Regions from separate parts of the Homo sapiens genome. Here region 1 is linked to region 2. Evidence: chromatin contacts called from ENCODE Hi-C or POLR2A ChIA-PET data. All regions are on one chromosome and are shown on one strand. Each heading gives the region's core, a stretch centred on a gene start or an enhancer-like site at or near the end of the contact. The rest is flanking DNA. Distances are from core to core; before and after follow the strand shown. Region 1 has its middle 21 kb from the start of LINC02767. Region 2 overlaps RASSF5 (Ras association domain family member 5).

Region 1 (2,808 bases), core at 295-2,794, 1.4 Mb after region 2:
ACTTTTAAAAACTCTTTTTTCTTTATTTTCATTTTTTTAGATAGGTCATTTTTCTTAATTCAATTTTTTTCCTCTTATACTAATTTGGAAGTTCAGTGTTCTATTTCAATTATTTGAGAGGTTAGACTTAAACTTTTAGCAGTATATTAATCTTAACAAAGTCTAAGATTAATACCTTCATTTTTTTCAAACATTCAAGGATTTCCCCTTTTGTGTTACAGGATATTGTATTCTGTTAATTGAAATCTATTTTCATTCATTTTTCATCAGCAAATATTTATTGAGTGCTTACTGTATGCCAACACTGTCATAGTAGCACACAATACATCAGTAAACAAAATCTTCCAAAATAAGAATTCTTAACCCCCACCCTTATAAGGTCAGCCTATAGTTAAGAGTTCTAGGGGAACTTTTTTTGTCCCTACTCCACCACACCCCCAAAGTCCAGATGCAAAAAGAAAAATTTCCTTGTGATTTATCTTTATATAAACTGTCAGAAATAAAAGTGGAAATAAACAATTAAATAGCACATACATACACATTTGTAAAATATGTATAGATATATGTATATGTGTGCATATCCATGCACGCATATAAACAAAGATTTTATCAGAATATATCCCTGTGTACTTTAAAGACTCCTATTTGTCACAAAGCTGATTATCAAAAATAAAAGGAAAAAAAAGCAGAAAAAGAAAAAAAGCATACCTTCTCCTCATTTCCCCTGTCTACATCAGCCACATTCCTCTCTTTTTACAAATTCTTTTGGCATTTACCTCCATATTTATTTTAAAAACATGCTTATATTACTACTTCCTGATTTTTTCTATTTCTGTCATTACAAGTAAATTCCCGAGGTTGGCAGAGGAGGTTTAGCTGTTTTGCTTTACCTCCTCCATTATACCATTTACTCTCCTGCCCCACAAGGTTAATTCCAGGGATGACAATACGTGGTTCATTTTGCACAGTTATATCCTAATACTGATGTGGACAATCTTTATTTCGCATCTACTATTTTAAAATTATACAAACTCTATAGGTGAACAAAGTAACTTAAATATTTTCTGCCTTTTCTGAACTATTTTTTTATTTTCCCTGCTAATAAACATAGTCTTGAGTTTTTACTTGGTGTGGGTTTTGTTCATCTATATAGCTGAGTGCTTGATAAGTCTTTTGTCTCTGGAAACACATAACTGGCCATTTGGGGGTGTTAAAAGAAAAACTTTAGACAAATTCAATTTAGCAGAGTTTATGTATTTATTTATTTATTTTCAGACAGAGTCTTGCTCTGTCACCCAGGCTAGAGTGCAGTGACATGATCTCGGCTCACTGCAACCTCCGCCTCCCGGGTTCAAGTGATTCTCCTGCCTCAGCCTCTTAAGTAGCTGGGATTACAGGTGCATGCCACTGCACTGGGCTATTTTTTTTTTTTATTTTTTGGTATTTTTAGTAGAGACGGGGTTTCACCAGGTTGGTCAGGCTGGTCTCGAACTCCTGACCTCGTGATCCGCCCGCCTCGGTCTCCCAGTGTGCTGAGTTACAGGCGTGAGCCACTGTGCCCGGCCAGCAGAGTTTGTTTAAGCAAGAGTGATTCACGAATCAGGCAGTAGCTAGAATCAATAGAGGTTCAGAGAGCTCCACTCAGCAAAGTGGAGCTCTCTGAAAGTGGAGCTCTTTATAGACAGGAGGAAGTGACACACAGAGACAGCTTGCTTGGATACAGCATGGCATTTGCTGTATTTGAACATGGTCTGATTAGCTGGCAGCCTGTGACTATTATTTGTTATAAGAATACTCTTAAGGTGGTTTGCCATTTGTGTACACGCTGAGGTTGCAGTTTGCTATGTAAAAATTCAAAATACAGAGGCAGCTTAGGCCAAATTTAATTGAATTTAATAAGGGAAAATATCTTGAACTATTTTGTTGTCTGGGTATTGGACTTTCTGAACTAGCCCTCTGGCTTTCTTTTCTTTTCAATAATATTTTCCATCTTGTGTTTTTACTCTATCCTGGGTGATTTTCAACTCTTTTATTACGTTTTGTTTTCTGAATGTTGTTTCTTTTTTTTGTTTTTTGTTTTTGGCATTCTGGTTTTTTTTTTTTTTTGTAATATCTTTTCTTCTCTCATTCCTTTGAGAAAAGATATTAGTATCTTTCCACATCTCTGTGAGAATATTAATGATAGTTCTTTTAAAAAATGTTTTTTCTCCCTGCATAGTCTCCATTTTTTCTAAGTTGCTTTACCACCCTGTTTACATGTTTGTTTGATTTGGTTTATATGTATCATGATAGAGGCTTTCTTTGATATCTGATGGCCCTTGAGTGTCTGTTCATATTTACTGGCTATGGGAGCACCAGTGACCTGATTGGTGAGGCTCTGAGAGTGAGGGTTTGGGTTGCAGCTGAGACATATCTTTGGGGAACTCCTTGGCATCAGTAGCTTTGGATCTTTCCTCTTGTGTTTGTCAGAGGCTCCAGGAAGTTTTCCATTCTCCTGTCTGGGATGTTTAGTGCTAGCTGCATATGTCCTGGGAACTAGTGAGAGAACAGGCTAAGGATCTCAGCATTCAACTGATGTTCTGTTTTCAGAATTATGCACCTGTCCTAAGCAGACGCTGATGTCTGGCAGTCTAGTGATTCTTACATCCTTCAGTGACTAGATCTCTGGTCATTTTTCTGCATTTGGGAAGGGACAGTTACCTATGGTATGGGAGGAGGAACAAGTAGGAGGTGGGTGGAAATGTGGAGATTAACTGTTTCTTAAAATGACCTGCAATCAATTATTTCATTTTTAACTTTAACTTTACC
Region 2 (2,736 bases), core at 64-2,563:
GGGTTTCACAATGTTGGCCAGGTCTTGAACTCCTGACCTCAGGTGAACCCCTACCTCGGCCTCCCAAGGTGCTGGGATTACAGGAGTGAGCCACCGCACCCGGCCTATAGTTAAATATTATACTTAAGTACATAGAAAACACACTCCCATGCCCCCATCTGCCTAGGCTTTCTTGGGTCTACAGTGACACCATTGAATTCTTTTTCTTCAAGGAAGATGCAAGAGGAAGAGGGTCCTGGAGGTCAGATCCTACACTGCTCCCTGTTCCCTGCCTGTAATTGTTCCATCTCCTCCTGCCTGGCCAGTCAGCTCCTCCCTGGACAGGATCCCTGTGGTACTCCAGGGGCACTAGCCAACCCCACAGCCCTGGGACAGTTGGGGAGGTCCCCATCTCTCTGCTAGCAGCAGGCACACCCAGGCCTCAGGCATGGCACCTGCCCCTCACCACCTCGGCATGAGAGAAAAGAAAAGATTACTAAAAATAAGTTAGCTCCAAATTTCAGCAATAAAAATAAAACTAGAATCTTTGGAACCACTGGCCCATTTGACTGTTTTTTATGTGCTGTCTCAAAGGCTTACATGGCCCAAGACTAGTCCCAGAAGAGATTTCAGACTGGCACAGCCTCCAGATAGCCTCATTTAGAGATGCCGTCCGAACTCCACACTCGTGGGATTCACTGCCCGCTGCCTCCTCTGGCCCTTCCCAGTATTGTCCGTCCTATAAGATCAGAACTCGCATCTCCTTCAGGTCCAACAACATCAAGTACTTGGTTACAAAAGCCAGTATTGGCCGGGCGTGGTGGCTCATGCCTGTAATCCCAGCACTTTGGGAGGCCGAGACGGGCGGATCACGAGGTCAGGAGATCCAGACCATCCTGGCTAACCTGGTGAAACCCCATCTCTACTGAAAAATAGAAAAAATTAGCCAGGCGTGGTGGCAGGCTAACTACTTGGGAGGCTGAGGCAGGAGAATGGTGTGAACCCGGGAGGCGGAGCTTGCAGTAAGCCAAGATCGTGCCACTGCACTCCAGCCTGGGCGACAGAACGAGTCTCTGTCTCAAAAAAAAAAAGCCAGTATTGACCAAATACTGCTTGGGTTGAATTGCTGCATCTTCTCTCTTGCATCCTGTACAATCAGGATGGACTAACTTGAAACAACCCCTGCTTTTCAGTCATTGAATATAATCAGAGGTTTATTTCCCCCTTTACTTAAAAAAGTTAGATTGGCAGGTGGGGATCAGGATAACACATGGGAAGCTTGTGGGCCAGACCCGGAAATGGTGGGTGTTTCTTGCAACCACGGGCCATTGGCTGGAACTCAGTCACGTGGCCACACCTAACCACAGGGGAGGTTGGGAAGTGAAGTACAGCTGTGAGCCCTGGTAGAAAAGGAAGCAGGTTGTGGTGAGCATTTAGCTGTCTCTGCCACACATGCCTCCTGCCACCGTTTCTGCGCCAGGCACCTGGGAAGCTCTGCTCATAACTGCTTGGTAAAGGACATGACCTGTTTCTTTGACCTTGTACCTCTCTCTCATCTGTCACTGAGGATATTCTGTTCTTGGGATTGGGTCCTGTCTCCCCCATCTAAACTGGAAATCTCTTGAGGACGGGTGCTTTTCCTCACTCAGCACTTCTCTGGTTTCTCTGTAGCATCTGAAACCTTCAGTGTTGCATCAAGGTGGCCTCAACCACCTGCACCAGAACTACTCTTTGAGAATGGAGTTTCAGGGGCCCTACTCCAGAGCTACTGGCTCCTGAATCTTTGGAGATGGGACCCTGGATTCTGCTTTTCTAATACTTTTCCCAGGTGATTCTCATATATGCTGCAATCTAGGAACCACCTGTTTAGGAAATATTTGGTAATTGACTGCTTACCCCAATTGGAATGCAAGAAGAGAATGTGTCACAGATTCCTAAGAGGTTCCTAGGCTGGAAACTGAAGTCTAGAGAGGGAAGAGGATTTGCCCCCAGTCACACAGCTCAGTAGAGACAGATTCAAGGAGTCAGGCCCCCTGGGTCCTGCTCAGAGCTTTCTCTGCTAGTCTCATCACCACAAGCTGAACTCTTATTTCAAGGCCCTTTGAGATCTTGATGGCACATGATGTAAGGGAAGACACACAGCACTAACTGTAAATGAAGTCCTCCCTTCCCATCCAGCTCAAGCCACTAAGAGGTTATGGCCAAGTCATTTCAATCATCAGACTCAGGTACTTCATCCTGTCCTTCTCAACAAACACCCTTGTCATGTGAGTGTCCTTATCTTCCCTGCTGAGAGTCCCTTGCCTCTTTGCATGGGAACAGACCCTTTTTACTAGTTTCTCATGGGCCTGGTAGGGATTCTAGATATTGGCTGCCAAGTTCTCTAAACCATAAGGACTTCCCCTAGGGAGGGGTCAGAGAGACGACCTCCTCCAGGACCACCTGGAACTCACCCAAGACATCCTTGTTCACACGCCGCTTAGTCCAGGCCATCCCTCACTCTCTGTTCTGGTTCCTCCCCTCCTGCCCTCCTTCTGTCTTCACAGGTTTAGATAGTTTATCCAGAATCAGCTTTTCCCTATAAAGCAATTTCACTTACAGTTTGGGACACATAATATCCACCCACCCAAGCAGTTTAGGGAGAAAAGAAGAAAGATTTTATGCCAGTATCAAACCTTGAATCCCAGGTCTTATTGCACACTGTCAGATCAGGCTTTGGATCCAACTCCCAGCCTAGGAGCTTGAAGGGGTCCTAGC

What was found. A loop is a pair of places that touch in the nucleus more often than their neighbours do. ChIA-PET counts read pairs that join two places held with the same protein, here RNA polymerase II (POLR2A). Pooled maps may share reads with other maps.
Region 1: a pooled map shows a loop between it and region 2 (6-fold over the local background). The contact joins two enhancer-like sites. A Hi-C loop is called at or near these places in 1 of 37 single-sample maps with no recorded cell type and 1 of 50 pooled maps. POLR2A ChIA-PET finds 5 or more read pairs at or near these places in 1 of 52 experiments (activated B cell).

Annotation. Positions count from the first base shown.
Region 1 is chr1:207,936,572-207,939,379 of GRCh38, forward strand. No RefSeq gene overlaps it. Among named protein-coding and RNA genes, the nearest start is that of LINC02767, 21 kb to the right of the region's middle. Within about 2 kb of position 1,545, at least 4 of the 41 ENCODE cell types and tissues checked have a DNase peak (open chromatin) inside an H3K27ac peak, as active enhancers do.
Region 2 is chr1:206,561,863-206,564,598 of GRCh38, forward strand. All of the region lies in intron 2 of RASSF5 (Ras association domain family member 5), which reads left to right. It overlaps LOC124904494 (a long non-coding RNA gene), which reads left to right. Exons shown (of 2, transcript XR_007066831.1): 2 at 1-532. Among named protein-coding and RNA genes, the nearest start is that of EIF2D, 49 kb to the right of the region's middle. Within about 2 kb of position 1,314, at least 9 of the 41 ENCODE cell types and tissues checked have a DNase peak (open chromatin) inside an H3K27ac peak, as active enhancers do.